3 separate regions of the Homo sapiens genome follow, and regions 1 and 2 are each linked to region 3. A link is a loop called in an ENCODE intact Hi-C map of the cell type or tissue named here. Cell type or tissue: heart right ventricle. All regions are shown on one strand.

Region 1 (8,000 bases), 170 kb before region 3:
CTCACCTATCGTAATAACCTTGAATATAAATGGATAAATTCCTTACTTAAAAGATATAGACTGGATGAATGGATTTTTAAAAATTACCCAACTATATGCTGCCTAAAAGAAATGTCAGCTGAAAAGACACATAGACTAAAAGTGAAGGGATGCAAAAGGATATTCCATGCAAACAGAAGCCAATAGCAAGCAGGAGTAGTTGTATGTACATCAAATAAAACACTTTAAATTAAAAACTGTAAAAAGAGACAAAGATGGTCATTGCACTATGATCAAGATTCATTCAGCAAGAGGCTACAACAATTGTAAATATATATGCACCTAATAGCAGTGCACCCAGATATATAAAGCAAATATTACTAGATCTAAAGGCAGAGATACACTCCAATAAAATAAGAGCTGGAGACTTGAACACCCCACTCTCAGCATCAGACAGGTGACAGAAAGTCAACAAAGAAACGTTGGATTTAAACTGCATTGTAGACAAAATGGACCGAACAGACAATTACAAACATTTCATTCAACAACTGCAAAATGTGGTCTATCTTTCATCAGGATTGACCACATGGTAGGCCACAAAAGAAGTCTCAACACATTTAAGAGAATTGAAATCATATTGAGTGTCTTTTCTGACTGCAATGGACTAAAACTAGAAATCAATGAGAGGTACTTTGGAAAATGTACAAATATATGGAATTTAAACAACATGTTCCTGAACACCAAATGGGTCAATGAAGAAATTAAGAAAGAAATTTTTAAAAATTATTATAAATGAAAATAGAAACACAATTTACCAAAACTTTGGAGATACAATAGAAGCAGTATTAAGAGGGAAGATTAGAATAATAAACTCCTACATCAACAAAAGTAGAACGATTTCAAATAAACAACCTAATGATACATCTCAAGGAACTAGAGAAAAGCAAGAACAAACTAAACCCCAAATTAGTAGAAGGAAACAAATAATACAGATCAGAGAAGAAATAAATGAAATTGAGACTAAAAGCAAAACAAAAGATCAATGACACAAAAAGTTGTGTTTTTTTTGGAAAAATAAAACCAACAAATCACTAGCTAGAATAACCAAGAAAAAAGAGAAAATACCCAAATAAATAAAACTAGAAATGAAAAAGGAGCAATTACACCTGATACCACAGAAATATAAAGGCTCATTAGAGACTGTTATGAACAATTATTTGCTAATGAATTTAAAAACCTAGATGAAATGGATAAATGTCTGGTTACATACAACCTACGAAGCTTGAACCAAGAAGAAATAAAGAACTTAAACAGACCAATTGTGAGTAATCAGAGAGAATATATAATATAAAGTCTCACATTAAAAAAAGTCCAGGAGTGAGGGCATCACAATTCCTGACTTCAAACTATATTGTAAGACTGTAATAACCAAAACAGCATGGTATTGGTACAAAAACAGACATATAAGCCAATGGAACAGAATAGAAAACTCAGAAATAAAGCTGCATGTACATGTTTTTTTAATTACATTTATTTGTAAATTGCATTACTGATGAATTATATTTTAGGACAGTAGAGTGGCAATTTAAAATAGTTATTTAACAATGGGGTGGTTTATGTGATAGGTTTGAGAAAGTTGACTTATGAAGCTGTATGCCTATTAATAATGAAGAACACACACATAAAACACACACACGGGAATAACCAAGAAACTTGTCATCTAGCTCTTGAATCAGAGATTTCTCCATTATCAATACCAGCAGAAGTCTTGAACCATTAGCATGCTATGGGATCTTGGACTGGGACCATCAAGGGGCAAGAAAAGGACAATGACAAATTTATTAAACAGGAAGAGGTGGGGAGGAGAGAGGGAAAGAGAGAGAAAATCTTTCCAACTCAAAATGTGTATGAAATAAAAATTTAGAAACTCTTGGGCAAATTTCACAATAGAAAATTCTGATAATCAACTCAACTTGGTAAAATTAGTTTTGGTTAAATGAAAAGAATAATCTGACAAAGACTTCAACGTGAGTTTTTGGAATTGCTTAGAGTTGTAACTGTAGATATACATAATAATCCAAACTATGACTAAAACCAGATAGAAATTATAAATATACTTTTGTATGCAAAAAAGTACTAATTAGACATCCTTAATTGAAAAATATGGTCACAGGAATGCCTGTGCTGACAAGAGACACGAATTCTGAAAAAATTTTCTGACTTTTCTACAGCTTCTCACAATTTGCCAAGTTCCACCTGGTAAGGGCAGACACAGATAAGGAGAGCAAGGGAGAACATCCTTCTCAAAGACTCCCCTACCTAATTTTCCTAGAAAAATCTACTAAGAAGAGAACTGGCATGAAACCCTGCCCTTTACTATGAAATTATTCCTGGATGTGAATATTTAGAATTTCTACCATAGCAAACAATTTTCCTGAGTTAAAAATTGTTTCTAATGGCAAACAGTCCTTTTTTTTTTTTTTGCAAGTGAAAGGCTTTGTAACCTCTAAATAGTGTCCTTCACAATTAAAAACACAGGCTTTGGGGCTGGGTAGACCTGGGTTTGCTTCCAGCTTTGCCTTTTACTCAACATGAGGTTGTAGGCAGTATTTGTGTGCTCTATATTTCCTTATCTGTTAAGTGGGGACATCGACTACCACTTAGCTTGTAGAGACACTGAGGACTAAAGAAGTAATGCATGGGAAGTCTTCTTTTTGCAAATTTGGTTTCAGTGCAGGTAGAAACTCTCTTACTCAGGGTCAAGCTGGAATGCCTTGGACATTACTACCTGCTTGAGCCTTTTGTGTGACAGGAACTGATGCCAGCATTGTTCATTTACCTCTTTTACTTGCTACTTAATCCAGGCCTGTCAAGGACTCCCCATGTAGATGCAGCCAAACACGCCTGAGAAGATGCCAGCTGAATAAAGCCCTCACCATCCCCTTCACTGTTTCCTATTGTTTGTATTTTGATAATCTCACAAGCTCACTACAAACTTTCACTATTTAAAAAGTGCTCTGTTAAGCAATGAGAAGTCACATGCACATTAGAGAGCTGATTTTTGAAACTGAGAGTTGGCTGTGGGTGCCGGCATTGGCAGTGTAGATGTGGAAGCAGGTACCTGCCCGGGGGGAGCAGGGCTGGTCCATGCACAGTTCTATGGGAAGGATTTGAGGACTTCTCTGTGAGAGGTGCCATCACATTTTAATTACCACCAAGCTTGCTTGGCAATGCGTCCTTTCTTGGCAACATGTGAAAAAATAATTTTGCAAACTGGAAGGCAGACTGGTGGTTGAATTCTTCTTTGAAAAAGAGACTCTGTGGTGCCCAGAGGGAAATGATATTTTAAGCTTGCCACAGGGCTCCATGTTGCACTGAGAAAGACATTTCTCCATGCTATTTTGTGCTCCACAAAGCACTGGGAAAGTCAAGGCACACATGAGAACAAAACTTTCGCAGTGGGGAGTAATTTGAGATTACATCCTTGGGCCTGAAGGAAAACCTTGAGATGACCATAGTTTGTACTGATTCCCTTTTCCCAGGCTCCTGTGCTGGTAACATGGACAGGGGTTTGTCCTTCTCCACCTGCCTCTGCCAAGCACTTCTTGGCCGGACTCTGTCTCTCCACACCACCTGGGGCAGTCTGGACTCCCAGAGCGTGGGAGAGTTTTGTCACTTGCCTTACACAGATAACATAAATAAAATGTTTTCCAAAGCAGACAGACACTTGGGTAATTCTTTTGGAACACTTAGTTCATGACGTTCCAGTAAATTATTGCATCAGTGGAGAAGAATGGTGCAGGGCACGAGGGAAAACTTTAAAAGAAAAGTACAAGAGCGAGTTTAGGCAGATTAGCAAATGGCAGAACAGCCACGGCCAACCAATGGCCACAGGTCATTGCAACCTGTGGGGGGCTCCACTGTGGAGGGAGAGAAGTGCTCCATGCATATGTCTCTGTCCTGCCATGCATGCTCCTAAGACACTTGGAGTGCTTTGGAGGCCAATAAACAAGGGGGACACCCCAGCTCCTTTAAGGGCTGGAGGAAAGAATTGAGTATTGAACTCAATGATCTTTTAAAAATCAGGAATAAACCTACATTATTGTCCTCCAGTCCCCTAATCGATGGCACAGATGTGGGAAAGAGCTTGGCTGAAAGTGCTATGAAGACTTCCTGAGTCTTTTCCTCAGCTTCCTTTGTGTGCTGCAAAGCTAGACTGAATGAGCACCCAGAGAGAGAGGGGTGACTCACGTAGGTCAGGAAGCTGGTTTCAGTGGCTTGAGGGACTGGTCTCTGCCCCTATTGTGAGTGAGACTGATGGAGCTACAGGACAGACAAAGGTCAGTCTAACCCCCTCAGGCCTTTCTTACTCACCAGGCTGGGTCAGGCAGTGAAATTAGGGCCCAGTCACTGTGCCTTATTTCACTTTTCCTGGCTCTGCAATGTAGACGGCAACTCCTGAATGATTAAGTAAATTCTCCCTTACACTTTTCTAGTGAGTTTTATGTTGGGGCTAAAGGTGTATATCTGGGCCATTCCCTTTGACCAGTGTCTTAGTGATTTGTAGTTTGAGATTAGGTAGAAAACTGATTTTTTCCTTTCTTAATGGAAAGAAACAGGTGCAATAGAAAACACGTTTCAGTCTTAAAACGTCTGCAGCACCTCCTGTGAGTACTGATGGTTGGTTCATACCCATCTGGTGAATGCCACAGGTGGCTTCAGGGGAGAAGGGAGGCTGTGTGGGAGCCATGCTTGAGCAGTAAAGACCCAGGCCTCGGAGGCAGGCACTTGGAGCTCCCCACGCACTGGCTGGGGCAACCTAGGGGATGTTGCCTGACCTTTCTGAGTCTCCCTTTCCTCATTTACAGAATGCAAACTGTACTAATAGTGCCTATTGCACAGGGTTATTGGGAGAGTTAACAGTGATAGAGCTGAGTCTAATTTTTACCCTTAGCCCGTGCCTGCGTGTGAGTGAGCTCTACTGTTAGTATTGGTGATCATACAAGTATTAGTATTTGCATGGCTGGAGGTATTCGATAGCAGCAAATCCCCAATTCTGAGAATAAGACTGCCCCCGAAGCTTCTCTGTGAGGATCTGTCCAATGGTCACAGGAGGAGGAAGTCTGGCCCAGGGACAGGACAAGGATGCAACAGGAAGACCAAATGGCCCCATTGGGACTCATGCCCAGCTCCAGGGGAAACAGGAACTTCTATGACTCTGCTTCTGCCTATGTCACAAGTGCCTGAACAACTTGCTAAGAAGGCCGGGCAGATGAACCAGCTTGTTCCAGGCTCTCTCAGTGCACCCGATGGGCAGACATCTGCATCGAGTCCAGGGGGATCCCTGATCCCAGGTTCCTCTGCCCAGCCCTGTGAGGCCCATGCAAGAGGGCAGGGCTGAGGCTGGAACAGTGAGCGCTGCAAAGTGTTGCAGAAGAACGATTTTCAGTAGGAAAAGGGGAGCAGCAAGAAGATCTAACTAGTGGTGTTTGTATGTGGTGTATATACCTCAATTATAGTTCACGTAATCCCAGCACTTTGAGAGGCTGAGGCGGGCGGATCACCTGAGGTCAGGAGTTCGAGACCAAACTGGCCAACTTGATGAAACCCCATCTCTACTAAAAATACAAAAATTAGCTGGGCATGTTGGCGGGCATCTGTAATCCCAGCTACTCAGGAGGCTGAGGCAAGAGAATCGCTTGAACCTGGGAGGCGAAGTTTGCAGTGAGCCGAGATCGCACCATTGCACTCTGGCCTGGGTGACAGGAGTGAAACTCCATCTCAAAAAAAAAAAGAAAGAAAGAAATACCTGAGTCTAGGTAATTTATAAAGATAAGAGGCTTCATTGGCTGATGATTCTGCAGGCTGTACAGAAAGCACAGCAGGGACATCTGCTCAGCTTCTGGGGAGGCCTCAGGGAGAATTTACTCACGGCAGAAGGTGAAGGGGGAGCAGGCACCTCACATGGCAGAGCAGGAGCAAGAGAGAGAGAGCGAGTGGGGAGATGCCACACACTTAACCAGATCTCCTGAGGACTCACTACCATGAGGACAGCACAAAGCAATGGGGGGTCCACCCCTATGAGCCAAACATCTCTGGCCAGGCCCCATCTCTGACACTCGGTGTTACATTTTGATATGAGATTTGGTGGGGACATATATTCAAACTACATCAGCAGGCTAAAGAGAGTTTTTTCCCAGAAGGGTCCCTTTGTATGGCAACTGCCCTTCCGGTGGGGCCTCGCTGCCAGGCACCAGGTCTGACCTTGCAGAAGTGCCATCTTGGTGAGATTCCTGGTTGCAGGATGTAGTGGCAAACCTCAGGGCAGAAAAGGAGTGGGTGTGAGGACACTCATGGGAGAGCCAGTCTCAGAGAGAAGGTGGGAATGGAAATTGTCCTGGGGTCTGAGAGCAGGAGCAGCCATCTATCTTGTACTACAAGACAGGACGCAGAGGGAGGGGAAGGGTGTACTGCTGGGGGCTACAGGGGTGCTGGGGGTGGAGCAGCAGGCAGAACAGAGGTAGGAGGCTGCTCCCATTGCTGCGAGATGCCCCTCCTCCCGCTGTTCTGGCTTCGGAGCCCTGTGGGGTGGCAGGTCGGGAGGTGTCCATCCAGCTGACCTGGGGCAGGCGTCCGTGCCCTGGAAGTGGGTGATGGAGAAGGCGGAAACACTCCTCTGCCCTAGCTTTCAATGTATGAAATACTACTGTGTCCAATACCACAGGAGGTAGCAAACCTCCCTCTGGAGGAAGATCAGAGGAGATCAGAAGCCAGAGAGAGAAAATACCAACAAAGGGTCACTATAGTCAAGGAGTCTGGAACCCATGAAAGAGTACACGCCCCGACTTACATGAAGACAACACAAGGGCACACACAGGTGCACCTTGTGAGACTGTCTTTCTTAGTATTTTTAAACCTTGACCATGCACATTTCAGCATGTCCTCTTGTCGCGTGAGAGGGAACAGTACGCCACACTCCTCATCCCTATCGCACCTGCCAAAAGTGAAGTTGCACAACAGTCATTCTAGGAGTGATGGTAGGGCTTTTAGCTTTAGGTAATGTGAGACGATTTTGCCCAATGCTGTACTTTACAAATAAGGAGACAAAGGACTTCCAATTTGTCTGAGGATTCACAGGGTCAGAGCCACCCTCCTTTCTGCTCTCCCAACCTCAAAGCATTTTTTTCACCTCAAGCAGTGAAAAACTTGGTACATTCTATAATTGGGTATTTTCAATCATGCTTGACATGTCTGCAAAAACTTCACACTTCACTTGATGACTTCTGACCTCTTTCTCTTACGGCTTCTGAGACACTCTATCTTTGGCCTTGTGCAGTTGCACTGTGATTTTTCTAGGTGTGGACTTCCTTAATTTTCCTTCTAGGGATGCACTAGGCTTCTGAAATGGGTGGATTAATGTCTATGCTGGGTAGAATGGTGTTCCCCCACCAAAATACGAGTCCGCCTGGAACTTCAGAGTTCATGACCTTATTTGAAAACAGGGTCTTTGCAGCTGTAATTAATTAAGATGAGATCATCTTTCGGTGAGCCCTCAACTTTTTATGGAAAGTAAAGCTTGTTGCTGATGAACATGGACTTAGGAGATTTCCAAGCAAAGTGTTGAAGTCATGTCCTGGTTTCTCCTTGGTGCTTAAAGTAAAATGTAGGAGGAAAGACTCAGATCTGAGAAGGAACCGAAAAGAAAAGGAATTACCAGGAGCCATCAGAAGCTGGAAGAGGCCCGGAAGGGTTCTTCCCTAGAGCCTTCAGAGGAGTGCAGACCTGCTGGCCCCTCGAGTGTGGACTTCAGCCCCCAGAAATGTGAGATAAGACATTTCTGTTGTTTTAAGCCACCAAGCTTGTGATAATTTGTTATGGCAGCCCTACCGGGCTAAGACAATGCCTTTCAGTGGCTCAGGAAACGTCTCAGCCATTACCTCTTTAAATATTTGTTCAGCCTCATTTCCTCTCCTTTCCTGCTGGGACTCTGAGTAGATGTATGCAATTTCTTTTTACTCATC
Region 2 (8,000 bases), 160 kb before region 3:
GTTGCTCTGCAAATTCTGCTCATTCTTCAAATGCACTTTTAGTGGGAAAAGTCTCACTTCACAAGAACTCAGAACACTTTGAATCTTATCTGACTTTTGCAGCTCATGTGTGAATTTATCCCCTAATAGAATTATCCTCTAAAATCTCCATCCACCCATCCATCCATCCATGCATCCATCAGTGAGCCTGTCCATAAACAGTTCATCCAGGAGGCCATATTTAGCTAAGAAGATGTATTTTCAGGGGGTGGTCAGGTGTGGGATGAACAAGAGTATGTAGGCGATGCTTTAGCCATAGAAGTCTCTTACTAAGGGGAGAAATACTTTTTGTTACTCTCCCACAAATAGCAGTTGGCTGAGTTTTATGCCAGCCTACAGTCCAAATTTAATCCTCACTGATAGGACCATATTACTCCAAATTTAATCAAAACCAAAATCAATTGTAGTGGTTTATCATCTCATATTTTAAAATGACAAAATCCAGCCAGAAATACTAAAGATTACAGCAATATAAAGCAGTCAGTAAGCAGCCTGGAGCCAAAAAGTTCATAGAAGTTAAAAAATCAGTAATTCACATATTCTCACTACATGTGTATTCTCACCTTGAATTCTCCAGAATGTAGAAGTGGGTGCCACAACAAGACATGAGCTAGTCTTGGGATAACCACCTCTGCTGCCAGGCCAAAAAGAAACCTCTGATCCCGGAGGGACCCTGTGCCATCCATCATCCAGTCTGCTCCTGCCCCTGCTCTGTGCTTCTGGGGCCCACCTGTGGGAGTGAGACCCCAGCTCCTCACTGTGCTCCTCATCCTGCAGCCTGCTGGGTCAGGCAAGGTATCCAATGCATGAACCGCGAGAGATTTGGAGAGACATCAACATCTAGAAAGGAAAGGAATTTGCATATGTAATTTGGAAGTCATGATTTTCCTGTCAAGTTTTCATGGCTGAATCCCTTCTGCAGAAATGGAAGACTTGACAGCAAAGATGTTTCCCCAGGCTCATCAACACTAAGCCCGTCCTTGCATGCAGAAGAGGCTCCCAGTCTCCATGGTCCTGGGACTCAGTGCTGCAAGTTGGGGGTCTGGTAGGTGGTCTGTACGCCCAAGGAGGGCCACACAGGTGCAGTGTGGATGCTGGCCCCTGTGCTGTGCAGCGTGACAGCCAGGACTCGGTGGGGTCTGGAGTGGCTTTCAGAGGAAGGGCCACAGAATTTTTATTAAAGGAGTGGTTCCCTCCACAGTCCTCCTCTGATCCTCACTTGCTCAGACATTCAGAGGAACAAGAATTCATGGCATTTGGCTTTTCTTTCTGTGCTTCAATCATCATCATCATGGTAACAGCAATAGAACCATTTCCTATTATTAGAGAGTTGAGGTCACATAACTGAGGTCACATAACATGAGACTGGTCAGTGGCTGAGCCCAGATCTGGATTCCAGGAGTCCAGCTTCAGAGTTCATGTACCTGCCCTTGTAGGTTGGGTCCTTGAATGTATGTGTGGTATCTGGGCATCCAAGGCTAGAAGCCATTCAAAATGTACTCCCAGGCCTCCCTGACCTTTCCCATCTCTGTTATATCAAGAGGGAGGTTTCCTTTCCATTCACCAACTATCGAGCACTTACTGTCTATTGAAGGAACTATCTTTGGTGCTGGAAATTAAATGTTGAACAAGAAATGAGAATCCTGCTTTTAAGTATTTCATGTCATAGTGTGCAGGATACACAGGGCAAACAGCCACAAAGAAGCAAGAGGATTCATAGTGATAGACTGTCTGCTGGAGGGGACACAGGGCGATCGCTGGAAAGCAGGGGAAGGTGGGGGACTGAGCAGGGCTGTGGCAGGGCCACTGTCCTTAGACATCAGGGAGGGGTCCTTCAAGAGAACAACATCCCATTGCAGGCCTCTCTGCAGTGAAGAAGCCAGCTGTAGGAGAGTGGAAGCAGCTGCGTCCAGCAGAGGCAAAGCTCCGGTGAAGATGCCCAGGCAGGACCCAGCTTGGCATGCTAGGGCGGAGCTTCCCAGACCCACCCCATCTTAGCCTGTTCAGGCCACTGTGACAAAGACACAGACTGGTGGGCTGAAACAACAGGAATGCATTCTCTCATGGTCCTGGAGGCTGGAAGTCCAAGATCAAGGTGTGGGCAAGGGGGTTTCTCCTGAGGCCTCTCTCCTTGGCTTGCAGACAGCCGTCTTCTCCCTGCGTCCTTACATGGACTTTCCGCCGTGTGTGTCTGTGTCCTCCTCTCTTTAAAAGGACACAGGTGCTACCAGATTAGGACCCGCCCTAATGACATCATTTAACCTTAATTACCTCTTTAAAGGCCTATCTCCAACACAGTCACACTGGGCTTAGGGCTTCAACGTATGAATTTTGGAGGACACAATTGAGTCTACTTAACATTGTTAAATGCGCGTTGCCAGGCACATCCCCAGAACTTCTGAGGCAGTAGGTCTGGGTTGAGATCCGAGAATTTGCATTTCTAGCAAGGTCCCAGGGGATGCTGATGCTGCTCATCCAGGGATCCCAGCTTGAGAAATATTTCAAAGTTTCCAGGAAGGCAACAAAGGCAGCAGCAGAAGGCGCCCTGGGAGATTGGGAAGGATATGGCTCAGGGCAGGAGGAGGAGGCAGACTCGTCAGGGTCCTGGGGTAAACGTAAGCGTCTGGATGTTCCTCAGAGGGTGGAAACCATGGGAGGGGAGGACCGGGGAGCGCATTTCACAGAGCCACATGCCAGTGCCCTATAGAGAAAGGCTCATAGGCGACAAGGGGGTCCAGGTGGGAAACTGAGGCAAGGGGTCCTGGCTGCACGGCTGGAGCCTGACCAGGTGGTGGAAAACCCGTGGGATAAGTGGATAGAGTTGGGGTATGTTTGGAAGACAGAGGCCCAACAGCTTTCTGGTTCCCTGGCTGGAGGAGGCAGGTGAAGAAAAAGTAGAAATTAAGGGTGTGTCCTAGGTTGGGGCTTGGGCATCTGAGTAAAGTTGACGCTGTTAACTGCAATGGGAAATACTGGCATAAAAACAGGTGTGGGGGAGAAAGTGGAGACTTCTGGCCTGGGCACATGAGGTCTGAGATAGTATAAGAGGTCAGAGGCTGGGTGTGGCAGCTCACGCCTGTAATCCCAGCACTTTGGGAGGCTGAGGCAGGTGGAGAACACTTGAAGCCAGAAGTTCAAGACCAGCCTGGCCAATGTGGTGAAACCCCATCTCTACTAAAAATACAAAACATAAATAAATAAATTAGCTGGGTGTGGTGGTGCACACCTGTAGTCCCAGCTACTCAGGAGACTGAGACAGGAGAATCTCTTGAACCTGGGAGGCAGAGGTTGCAGTGAGTTGAGATCATGCCACCGCACTCCAGCCTACACAACAGAGTGAGACTCTCAAAAAAAAAAAAAAAAAAAAGAGGTCTGAGATGTTACAAGATGTCCTGGCAGAGATTCCAATCTTGAGTCCAGACTGGAGAGGGAGGCTGAGAGGCTGGGGGAGAGGGTCCATAGAGCTATGGGTACAAGTGAGCCAGAACACCAAGGCAGGGAGTGAGGGCCGGGATGGAAGGAAGGCTGGGAGGGAGCCCTGGGCATCCAGCACCCAGAGGGTGAGGAGGGGAGGGGAGCCGCCAAAATGTGTGCCGTTCAGGAGGAAACCCGCGGAGTGTGAGTCAACCAGCAAAGCCTTTCAAGAGGACCAGAGTGGCCAGATGAGTGCACAGCCCCTAAGGGATAGATTAGAATGAGGACTCGACCCATGGGAGGGCTGGACGCCCGACCATGTAGGCTGCAGCACATGTGAAGACCAACACCAGCAGTCTGACCACTGGTCAAAAGCATGAGATTTGGTATAAAGGAGATTTTTGTGTAAGCAATAGTTTCTGTTCCTCTTAGCCACATGATTTGAGAAAATTATTTAAATGACCCGAGCCTCACCTTCAACATGAGGAACATCATATTCCCTTTGATAAAATGTTGCTGGTGTAAGTGCTCCATAAATGACAGCTTTTATTAGCAGAAGCAGAGATAATCCAACTTCAATGGGAGATTAAACAACGACTTCTGTTTAGAGCTTTAAAATGAGTGAGATGTGTCCACCGCTGGGGTTCTTCTCTTGGTGCCTGCATTGCCCTGCAGGAAGCCTGGTGGTGGTGCCTGGTGTGGTCTGCCAGCTCTCAGCTGGGTGGGAAAGTGGTGCTGAATGGCCCCACCTCTGCTCTGGGTTTTGCCCCACAGGTCGCTGCAGGCCTGCCCCTGGGCTGTGCTGAGTCATCTCCGCAGGCAGGACCTCCCCAGGCAGGCACAAGGCACTGGGAGGTGCCGCCCCTTGGGCCCAGGCCAGTGGAGTTTTAATTGCTGCTCCTCTATTGTTGGCTCTGGTTCCGCTTCTGGAAGGTTTCCAGCCTTTGCTCCTGGGCTTTGGTCTCTTCAGGGAGCCTCCAGCTGCCTCTTTGTCATCAGTGAAGCCACTGAGACCTCCTCTTGGCCCTCCCCCTCCTCCTCCTCCTCCTCCTCCTCCTCATCTTTGCTGGATAATGAGGACTTCAGATCTTGTTTCTGAAGAGAGAGGCTGAGCTGACTTCTGAAGGGTGGAAGGCACCAAACAGGGAGAGGTTTCCAAATCTGGGGACACAGGACAACTGAGTCCCAAATTGTGAACACTTTATTTAAACCCTAAAGGACAGGTCTTTGAAGACTGACTACAGAGGCCACTCAAGGGGATGGAAAGAATATGGGCTTGGGAGGCACAGGCACCTGGGTGCAGACGCCTAACCAGTTCCATCAGGACCTGTGGCAGGTTGCCCACCTACACCAAGCCTCAGTTTCCCCATCTGTGGAGTGGACTGATGTCCACGTGCAAGCCATAGGAGAATTGCAGACAATGCATGAAAAGCATGGAGCCCGAGGGCTGGCTTTAGTGGGAGTCAAAACATGATCACTTTTTCTGTAAACTTTAATTTGGAGATAATGTCAAAGCTACAAAAATTACAAACAGAAAACTAGTACAAGGAACATCTGACTCCTTTATGCAAATCTCCCTTATTGCTGACATAAAAAATGGTAACGTGTTAAATCAATATTTTTAATGTTTAAGCTATTGCGTTGCAAAAACTTTACAGTGTGAACCCAGGCATGTCTCTCAATGTCTCTGAGACTGCCTTTGCTCATCTGTGAAGTGGGAAGGATGTTGTAGCATTTACACCACAGTGAGGGATGAGCAGGAACTTCTGGCCTAGCCACAATAACATAGCTGTCCTAACGAGGCAGGAAAATAGGGTCTGGAGGCAGAGAATATGAGGCTAGTTCACACTTGAGCTATAACAGGAAATATCCTCTCCATAGGGCATACACTATAAATGACTTTGTAACTTTATTTCATCCTCTCCCTTTACATGGGGTGTACACCAAGTCACCAATGTAATCCTCTAGTGGATATTTAAACTCAAAAAACCTCTGTAACAGGGCCTTTGATCCCCTATGCTCAGGCCCGCTCCCACATTGTGGAGTGTGCTTTCATTTTCAATAAAACCCTTCCCTCCTTGCTTTGTGCATTTTGTCCAACTCTTTGTTGAGGACGTCAAGAGCCTAGACACCTTCCACCATTAACATATTTTGGCGAGCCAGCCAGAAGGAAGAGATAAGCCCAAAGTTTGGGATTCATTTTTCTCCCTTTCCTTTCTGCTCCATTCAGGGGCTCTCTCTCTCTCTCTCCCTCTCTCTTTTCCTTTCCAACTTGGGACCCTTGGTGGGAAGCAGGTAAACATGGAAGCAACTGCAGGTTTCTGGCCATGGCCAGTGAAACTAAGGGGTTTCCATGTGGAGAAGGCTGACCGCCACCTCTTCATTAGCTTAAGGAACCTTGGTCTTTTTCATTTCCACCTTCCCGCCCCCCACTCCCATCCCACTTTCTTTTTCAGTCTTTCAGAGGCTGTTGCCTACTGGCTCCTTGGAAATTGAGGGCAATCGGCTGGGGTCACTCCCTAGTACTGCCTGAAGGCCTAAGAATGAATGGGTATAATTGCCCTGCCCCAAGTGGGAAGGAGTTGTTTTTTTATCTTTTCTTTTTTTGTTATTTCTTTCTTTCTTTCTTTCTTTATTTTTATTTTATTATTATTATACTTTAAGTTTTAGGGTACATGTGCACAATGTGCGGGTTAGTTACATCTGTATACATGTGCCATGCTGGTGTGCTGCACCCATTAACTCGTCATTTAGCATTAGGTATATCTCCTAAAGCTATCCCTTCCCCCTCCCCCCACCGCACAACAGTCCCCAGAGTGTGATGTTCCCCTTCCTGTGTCCATGTGTTCTCATTGTTCAATTCCCACCTATGAGTGAGAATATGTGGTTTTGGTTTTTTGTTCTTGCGATAGTTTACTGAGAATGATGATTTCCAATTTCATCCATGTCCCTACAAAGGACAAGAGCTCATCATTTTTTATGGCTGCATAGTATAGGCATGGGCAAGGACTTCATGTCTAAAACACCAAAAGTAATGGCAACAAAAGCCAAAATTGACAAATAGGATCTAATTAAACTAAAGAGCTTCTGCACAGCAAAAGAAACTACCATCAGAGTGAACAGGCAACCTACAAAATGGGAGAAAATTTTTGCAACCTACTCATCTGACAAAGGGCTAATATCCAGAATCTACAATGAACTCAAACAAATTTACAAGAAAAAAACAAACAACCCTATCAAAAAGTGGGCGAAGGACATGAACAGACGCTTCTCAAAAGAAGACATTTATGCAGCCAAAAAACACATGAAAAAATGCTCACCATCACTGGCCATCAGAGAAATGCAAATCAAAACCACAATGAGATACCATCTCACACCAGTTAGAATGGCAATCATTAAAAAGTTTTTTTATCTTTTCCAAGTGTGGTCCCTGATCCCTACATGCACCACAGCTCAGGGCAAACTCACATGTGTTTCAGGGGACATAAACTTTTCTTATGCTAAATTCTTTACTTATCATATTCAACTGGCTGAGGAACAAAAAGGCCCACCCGGCATCCAGTCCTTCTCATTACAGTTCATGGCTATTCCTATAAAGCTCATAGTAGGCTCTGGAGAGGAAAACCTGCATGTGGCACCCACCTGAGGCCAGAGACATCTGGAACTCTAAGATTGGACCCCACAGGAGGATGCTGTGTGGGTTCTGTGGATCCCAGCCACTCCAAAGAGGACACTCTCGGCAGAGGTTCTGAGGTCTAGTTTTAACCCTCCTCAGAATTTTCTCTCATAGTTGCAATGCTGTTTGGCCCTAACATTGTTTGGAATCTGGAGTTTACCGTTGAATGGAAAGTGGAATGGCATTGCATGTACCCAGGCTTCTGTGCTGCAGTTCTAAGCAGGGGGCCTGGTTAACGTGTGATGCCCTCCTTTGGTACAGTTTGGCCCAGTGCCCACTGGAGTCTGGGGAGGTTTGGCCTTTAAAAATCAAACTGCCTTGGAGACTGCTTTACCCGAAATTTTGGTTAAGTCTAAGCCATTTTCAAGTTCACGTGACTTAAAGTATTACTTTACTAAACAAACTAGCTTTAAGATTATTGGTGGAATAAAAATAGAAATGCCTTCAGAATTGTCAGCATACGTTTTGTCTGAATTTTATGTTTGTCTTTGCTAGATATTTTAAAATGTCAATGTTAATTCAAGCTGGGAGCTGCTTGGGGTGAGCCTGCCTCCCATTCTATTCAAAGTCTCACTGAGATAAATGCATATCTGGTCACTTCCTTTGGAAAGGCTCATCAGAAACTCCAAAGAATGCAACTGTTTATGATCTGAAAGCCCCCAAGTCCCCTCCTCACTTTGAGTTGTCCCGGACAAAACCAATGCTCATTTTACATATGTTAATTGATGTCTCATGTATCTCCTTAAAAGTAAAAATTTAAGTACAGTGAATGGGATAAATGTTTTAGGTAAACTTTTTGTGTAAATTAAAATCTTAAAGTTATTTTTAACACTCATTTAATATCTAGGTCATTTCCAATTAAGAAAGGGTT
Region 3 (8,000 bases):
TTTTCTCTTCTTCTTGAAACTGGATATTTCAAATTGATTTATTTTCAACTTCACTGCCTTTTTCTTTTGTTACCTTCATTCTGTTGTTGGGCCCATCAGTGAAATTTTTATATTGGCTATTGTGTTCTTCCATTCTAGAATTTCTACTTGGTTCTTATTTATAGTTCTTATTAACCATATGAGATTTTTTCTTTTTTTCATTCATTATGAGCATATTTCCCATTATGTTGTTACCACAGTTACAAGCAGTCGTAAAATTCTTATCTGCTAATTCCAACATCTCAGTCATCTACAGATTGGTTTCTATTGACTATCTTTTTCACATTTTCGAATAGGTCGCATTTTCCTGGTTCTTCATATGTTAAATAATTTTGGCCTGCATCCTGGACATTGTTGAGTGTTATGCTTAGGAGGTTCTAGATTCCCTCATATTCCTCAGGAGACTGTAAATTACTTTGTCTTCACGGGCAATAATAAGCTGACTGGATTCACTTTAAGTCCTGTTTCTTGAGCAGCAATCAAATCTCAGTTCAGCTCTTTAGTTCTTAGCCAGGCTGCTTGGTATCTGTCCTTTTCATGCATGGTTCAAGGCTGAGCCAGAGATTTAGCCAGAATTTATCCACAGAATTTATGGCTGTCCCTCTCTGGCTTTCTCCTTTCTAGTATTCTTTCCTCACTTTCCAGAGGGCGGTGGCTGTCCTGAATTCTGGCCACATAGTTCTGAATTAGGCTAGAACAAATGGGCACCACAAGTTACTTTCCTGAGTTTACATATAATCTATTGACTACTGTATTAATTTTCTGTTGCTGCATATCACATTACCATTAGCTTGGTAGTTTAAACACAAACACACACATTTGTTATCTCAGTTTCCAGCGGTTGGGAGTCCAAGCATGGCTTAGCCGGGTCCTCTGCTCAGGGTCTCACAAGGCTGCAATCAAGGTGTCAGCAGGCTGTGTTTCTATCTGGAGGTTTGATTGGGAAGGCTCAGTGGGGTTGTTGAAAATTGCTTCTCTGGCGGGTTCAAGACTGAGAGACTTGGCCTTTTACTGACTGTTAAGCAGAGACAATCCTCGCATCCTAGGGGCCACCTGCATTTCACAATCTTTTATAATCACAGGGAGTGACATCCCATCATCTTTGCCATATCTTGTAAGTTAGAAGCAAGTTCCAAATTCCAATTCACTCAAGGAGAAGGGCTCATACAAGGATGTGAATCACTGGGGGGGAGAGGGGGAGGGGTGTCACATTAGGGTGTGTTGGTCACGAAGACCAAAAGTATGTTTTACGCTTCTATAATCTGGGGCCCTTGGAGGTTCAATAACTTCCCCAAGGTTGTATAGGTTAGTGTTGGTGGAGTCTGGGATGGATTCAAATCCAGGCAAAGCCTATGTCCTCCAAATATCCCTCCTACATTCAACAAGCAAACTACGCTCTACACTGCTGGAGCAGGCTGGACCCAGCCACAGAGAGGAATCCACAGCCAGAGCACAGTATCTGCAAATCGATGCTGTCCAGCTTTCCTGCAGCCATGTGGGATGTCAGACCCATGTCTGCAGCTCAAAATACCCAAATATAAAATTAGTTTCCTCAGTCCCAGAGTCACTTGAAAACATCTTATTTTCTAATATACAATTAAAGTCACCAGAGATTACATCACATAGGAAAGTTTTACAAATGACACAGTTTAATTCAGACACATAAAAAGGTTAAAACATACCTACCAAAGTTACAGGGACATTATCTGACAAATACAGAGATTCTGTCAGTTTGGTTATAAACTAAGTTTCCCTGGTGATATTATTACCTCTTCTAAGGTACCATAGTATTTAGGCTACCTAATCTAGGTTCTCATTACCATATATATCCTAGTGATATATATGGCGACACATTTTCTAATAGTTTAAATAAAGAGGTAGCTCAATACTAAGGGAAACATTGGTTTTGTAAGTAACAGCTATAAAACCATCATCCTCTAAGAACCAAGGGAACCAAATTATTTTTGACAAACAAACTCACAGCTGGCTTGTGAGGGAAGTCCATTTACCTTGGGCCTGTGTTTGTAAAGTAAAAGGAGGAGGGAGCGAAGCTGTGTTCATGATTCAAGGCCCTTTTCCTCTAAAATTAGACACTGCACCACGAGCTTCTCTAATATGGAAACTGGGTAGTAAGTAAAGTTTTTAAGAGGAAAAACAAGATTTTTGTATCACAAATACAGGTCAAATGTCTGTGGAATTCAAGTCTTTATAGTAAGCCTGTGTGGTCCTCCACATCAACGGGTCAAATATTATTTAGATGTTCACCAAATTATTCCCATGACAAAACCATTCACTTAAAAATATTCATCAATATAGGACTTAAAATATTTGAAAATCTTTACTATTTTTGTAAGTACTATTACAAATTCTATTAATACATTAACTCTTCAAAACCTTAGTTAAGTAGATAGGTAAGGATATTATTTGACTTCTAAGGAAATAGAACTCAGAAAAGTTGATTGGCAAGTCCTTTTGAGTGACTTGCCCAAAGTTGTACAGAAGTTGTGAAAGGATGAGACAGACCACACAGCCTCTAAACCAGTAGATCTCATTAAATACAAGATGTCTGTTCTTAATTGTTGGCTCCCTCAGCAAAGATATGCTACATGCTTTCAGATTTTTGGCCACAGTCCTGTTTGGCAATCTTAATATATTGAAATAAGTAAATATAATAAATATGGTAGTATAGAAAAAATAGAAAACAACAGAATCCTTTATAACTCTAGCTTGCAAGGATCAAACAAGGGGGTCAAAACAGTGTTGTCAAATGGTATAACATACAAAGGAGAAAGAAAATACATGGAGAGGGAGGGTAAATGGCCTAAAATATAAGTTATTTCACTGTCAAATAAATTTACCCACTAAAAATGTTTCAGGCATCAGTGAACCTTCTTAGGTTCACTGAAAATATTTTACTCAAAAATATAACACACGTAAGGCATTTGGAGAAACTATATTTACCATATTTAAGTAAAAAGATCTTACTTAAGGTTATACCTTTTAAAGGAAGTGGTTAAATAATTTTTTAAATTTTATCATTAATTATGGTAAATACACATACTATAAAATTTACCATCTTAACCACTTTTAATTGTACAGTTCAGTAGTGTTAAGTACATTCACATTGTTGTGCCACCAATCTCCAAAACTCTTTTCATCTTGTAAAACTGAAACTCTACCCATCCCACAATAACTCCCCAATTCCCACCCCCCAGGCCCTGGCAACCATCATCCTACTTTTTGTCTCCATGAATCTGACTACTGTAAGTGCCTCATCTAAGTGGAATCACATGGCATTTGTGTATTTGTCTTTTTGTGACAGGCTTGTTTCACTTAGCATGATGTCTTCAAGGTACATCCATGATGATGCATGTATCAAAATTTCCTTCCTTTTAAATGTTTAAGTATTTATTTTTGTATTATTACAGAATAATATTTCATTGTAAACAAATGAACAAACCACAGTTTATCTATTCATCCATCGATGGACACCTGTGTTACCTCCATGTTTCAGCTATTATGAATCATGCTGCGATGAACATGGGTGTACAGGTATCTGTCTGAGGCCCTGCTTTCAATTATTTTGGATATATGCCCGGAAGTGAAATTGCTAGATCCTATGGGGAATTCTATTTTGGATTTTCTGAGGACCTGTCATACTGTTTTCCACAGTGGCTGCACCATTTTACACTCCCACCAACAATGCACAAGGGTTCCAATTTCTCTACATCCCCGCCAACGCATCTTTTCTTTTGTGTTTTTTCTCATAGCAGCCATCCTAATGGGTATGAGATGGTATCTCATTGTGGTTTTGATTTGCATTTCTCTTACGATTAGTGATGCTGAGCATCTTTTCATGTGCTTGCTGACTTGTATATTTTCTTTGGAGAAATGTCTATTTAAGCCCTTTGCTCATTTTTTAATTGAGTTGTTTGTTTTTTGTTGTTGAGTTGAAGGAGTTCTCCATACAACACATCCCTTATCACATACATAATTTGCAAATATCTTCTCCCATTCTGCGGGTTGCCTTTTTAATCTGTTGACTGTGTCCTTTGGTGCACAAAAGTAAAAGCTTTGCAGATACTAAAATTTTGTAAGTTTGGTTGAGGAGTAAATCAAATGTCTTTGAAGCTGAAGGTTAGTTAACCACAATGAACCCAGAGCAGTCAAGGCTGAGTTCAGAATGTAAGTTCAAGACGAGATGGTGCCTAGGAGGCTCTGCACCCAGCTTCAGTTTCCAAATCCTGAACAGTGCCTCAAAGACAGGAATTGGATCTTTTTACACTGCTGCAAATTTAAAATCCTGATTTATATTTGAAAACCCACTTTTCTGATTGTGGATTATCAAGGTGGCTGGACAGAATCATGAATATACATATAAAGTTGCAAAATGTAAAGGTGAGAGAAATAATGAACTCACTCTTCCAGCAGTTTCCCTTCATAGTGAAAAACATACTGACTGTTGACGTGACTGACAGGCAAAACCAAAGTGACAAAGTATGACGAAGTACAAGGATAAGAACAGCATACTTAAATGATGGATATTTGAACAGCATAACTCTCTAACACAAAGCCAGCTTCCCACTTCCTCCATGTTGCTAAACTGTCAACGTGCAGGAGAGTGGCGAGCTCACCTTTCATTTTGATTTTATCACAGAGAGCTCCCATACAATGTCACACTCTAGTGAGTGTTAAAAATACTTAAGACTCTAATCTCCTTCAAACAACACTTGCTTCTTTAGCCACAAGTGTCAGAGAGGAAACGATCCACAAACAAAAGGTAGACGTTAAGCAACTAAAATAGCTCCAGCTTCCTTTCTCTGCACACTGGCGTTAGCTGCCCGGCTATTTCCACCAAGGAGGATCCTTGCAGCCTGGCTGTTTTCACAGGCTCTGCAGTGGGAGGTGCCACAGGTTCCCAGGGATGTTTGTGTCGGACAGGAACTCGGCTTCCTTTGTGCCTCTGAACACAATGCTGTCCTCATCTTCACCATCTCCAGGATGGGAGGAGGCAGCTGGACGCCAGAGATGATCTCTGCAGCACTTCTATTTCCCCAGTATTTTTAGAAAGGTTGTTTTGTACCATCATAAGTGTTGTTTTTTCGTCTCCACATTGTAGAATATAAATACAACCTATACTTGGCTGTTTATTACAAAATGCATTAGTATCAATTCAGTTATTTAGCTCTTTGCTAGTTTTGTTAATTTACTAAAATGGCAGATATGCTTTACATCTGGCACATTTAACATTTAAATGTCAGGCCAGGCACAGTGGCTCACACCTGTAATCCCAGCCCTTTGGGAAGCCGAGGTTGGTGGATCACCTGAGGTCAGGAGTTCGAGACCAGCCTGTGCAACATGGCAAAACCCTGTCTCTACTACAAACACAAAAATTAGCAGGGCATGGTGGCGCATGGCTATAATCCCAGCGACTCAGGAGGCTGATGCAGGAGAATCGCTTGAACCCAGGAGGAGGAGGCTGCAGTAGGCTGAGATCGCACCACTGACTGCACTCCAGCCTGGGCGACAGAGCGAGACTCCATCTCAAAAAAAAAAAAAAAATTGAATGACATAATTATTTTTGTAAAATGTAGACTCAAAGACAGTTTAGTTAGGCCTGAAAGAATCCTACTTGTTTTATTTGTTGTCCCTATCAAGACTTTTAAAGTCTCATAACATACTGTATGAGCAGACAGACAGATTTTTGGAAGTTGGGTAAAGCCAAAACAAAAGGAAGCATCTCAAAAAACAGGCAGATATCCGTATCTGAGCAAAACTGACAGATATATTTACAATGTATTTGGCTATGCCTACAGTAATGGCTTGGCAGTTCATGCCTTTTAACATGAATTTGACATGGGTTCCAGACTTCTTGAGTTTATGTATATTTGGAGCTGGCTAGCCTGATGAAGTTAACCCCATTTACTAAGTAGTTCCATCAAGGGAACAGAGTTCTACAGAACAAGAGCCTTGTATCCCTTGTCGCTAACTTGCCAGTTTTGCTTAATTTTTTTGACAAGAGGCCATGTGTGGAGGTGAACCAATTCTTTCATTTTCTGCCAGGATGTTTCAACTGCAGTAGGACTTTCTGCACAAGCAGAACAGGCTGCTGAGAAAGAGCACCATGAACAGACAGTGCTAAGAAAACACTCCAGTGAAAAATTCAAGGAGGCTGTGAATGATGGAGCAGGGGTACATTTTTCCTTCAAGAAGATGCATACAATTGTTTTTAAATCTTTGAGTTTTGATTCTCAACCAGCAAATGCATGACTTCCCTGTCAATGACGAGTAAATGAGTCAAACATTTTCTTCATTTCAGAATCTCTATGTCTAACAAGATCATGTTGAAGTGACTCATTGCAGTGCTACGCCATGTGACAGCACCATGCCACCTCCTCACCCACATCACCCCAGGCAGAGGCTGCAGAGCCACAGTCACCCTGCACCCCCCTCTGCCAAGTGTTACACAACTCTCTTGGATTGAATCAGCATCAATGCATGATGGCTCCATGCAGAAAAGACATCAGACAGGCCCATATTCTGTTGCTTACTGGCAGTAGTAGCAGCCCTGGGACCTCACTTTCCCTTTGTAAACCTCAGTGTCCTCATTGGTAAAATGAAGATAACAGAACCTGCCTTATAAGGATATTGTAAAGATGAAGTTATATGAGATGATGTGCATAAAAGTCCTAGCAGAGTGCCTGGGATGCAAGAAGAACTGAACTGTTGCTGGGTCTCTCTAATTGCTATTGTGCTTAACTTGGGACCTGCATCATGGGACCAGTTGGCCGACGACTGGATGACGGTGCCTTTGCTGTCTTCCTGCTGGCCAGTGTACTTCCACATGCAATTTGTCTGGCACAATGGCCTTTCATTAGCAATCTAATTCATTAGCAATTGGAGATTAGCAATCTCCAATTGATTTAGCAATTAAAATATGACCAGCAGAGATGAATAACTTCTGTCTGCTTGGACTTCTTCCATGAGTTGCATGCCACTTACCAAGAAAGAATTTGGAAGTGACACCCTCACCCAGTGTATCTCTGGCTCCCAACTGGAATGAGATGGCCTTTCCAACACTGATGGCTTCTCTGGGATGGGAATTAGACTGGAACCATACAAACTAATGTTGCTAGTGGGAACTTCCCATGGCGACGGCTGCTGCCACTGTCCTGGACACCTATGTCGTAATCTACCCAAAAGACAAGCGTTCTCTGTATTTTGGGGACATAAAGTGCTCCAATTCAGTGCTGAGTGCCTTCAAAGGGCTGAGTCTTACACACCCTTCAGTTCCTCATGGAAACTATTCTGCCTGTAGACAGGAACCCCATTTTCCTTTGTTATGATCTGAATTTGTTTCCAATTTTTTTTCTTTCTTTCTTTCTTTATTTTTGTTTTTTCTTTGACAGAGTCTCACTCTATTGCCTAGGCTAGAGTGCAGCGGCGTGACCTCAGCTCATTGCAACCTCTGTTCAGGTGATTCTCGTGTCTCAGCTTCCTGAGTAGCTGGGATTACAGGCATATGCCACCACATCCAGCTAATTTCTTCGTATTTTTAGTAGAGACAAGGTTTTCCCATTTGGCCAGGCTGGTCTTGAACTCCTGACCTTAAGTGATCTATCAGCCTCAGGCTCCCAAAGTGCTGGGATTACAGGCGTGAGCCACGGTGCCTGGCCTCTCCCACCAAAATTTGTGTGTTGAAGCCCTAATCCCCAGTGTGTGACTATATTTGGAGATGGGGCCTCTAAAGAAGTAACTAAATTAAAATGAGGTCATTAAGGTAGGCTCTAATCCAATATGACTGTACTTATAAGAAGAGGAAGGGACACCTGGGATGCACAGGTACCACAAAGGCCCTGCAAGGCCACGGCAGCAAGACAGCTGTCTGCAAGCCAAGGAGGAGCCTCAGGAGGAACCAACCTTGCTGACACCTTGGTCTTGAACTTCCAGCCTCCAGGACT

What was found. Peaks named below come from ENCODE experiments on the same cell type or tissue, not always from the same donor. Only the 100,000 strongest peaks of a DNase experiment are listed, where the experiment ranks them.
Region 1: it touches region 3 in a loop (2.1-fold over the local background); 8 of 110 quality-filtered maps call a loop at or near these places.
Region 2: it touches region 3 in a loop (3-fold over the local background); 8 of 110 quality-filtered maps call a loop at or near these places.

The regions. Positions count from the first base shown.
Region 1 is chr7:50,949,757-50,957,756 of GRCh38, forward strand. No RefSeq gene overlaps it. Among named protein-coding and RNA genes, the nearest start is that of GRB10, 170 kb to the left of the region's middle. In heart right ventricle, no CTCF peak of the experiment used is centred here; DNase peaks (open chromatin) are centred at 3,608, 3,879 and 4,246; H3K27ac peaks cover 2,178 bases.
Region 2 is chr7:50,958,834-50,966,833 of GRCh38, forward strand. No RefSeq gene overlaps it. Among named protein-coding and RNA genes, the nearest start is that of GRB10, 180 kb to the left of the region's middle. RefSeq lists an enhancer at 4,285-4,800. In heart right ventricle, no CTCF peak of the experiment used is centred here; a DNase peak (open chromatin) is centred at 4,318.
Region 3 is chr7:51,117,398-51,125,397 of GRCh38, forward strand. All of the region lies in intron 6 of COBL (cordon-bleu WH2 repeat protein), which reads right to left. Among named protein-coding and RNA genes, the nearest start is that of COBL, 200 kb to the right of the region's middle. In heart right ventricle, a CTCF peak has its summit at 4,898; a DNase peak (open chromatin) is centred at 4,953; H3K27ac peaks cover 4,611 bases.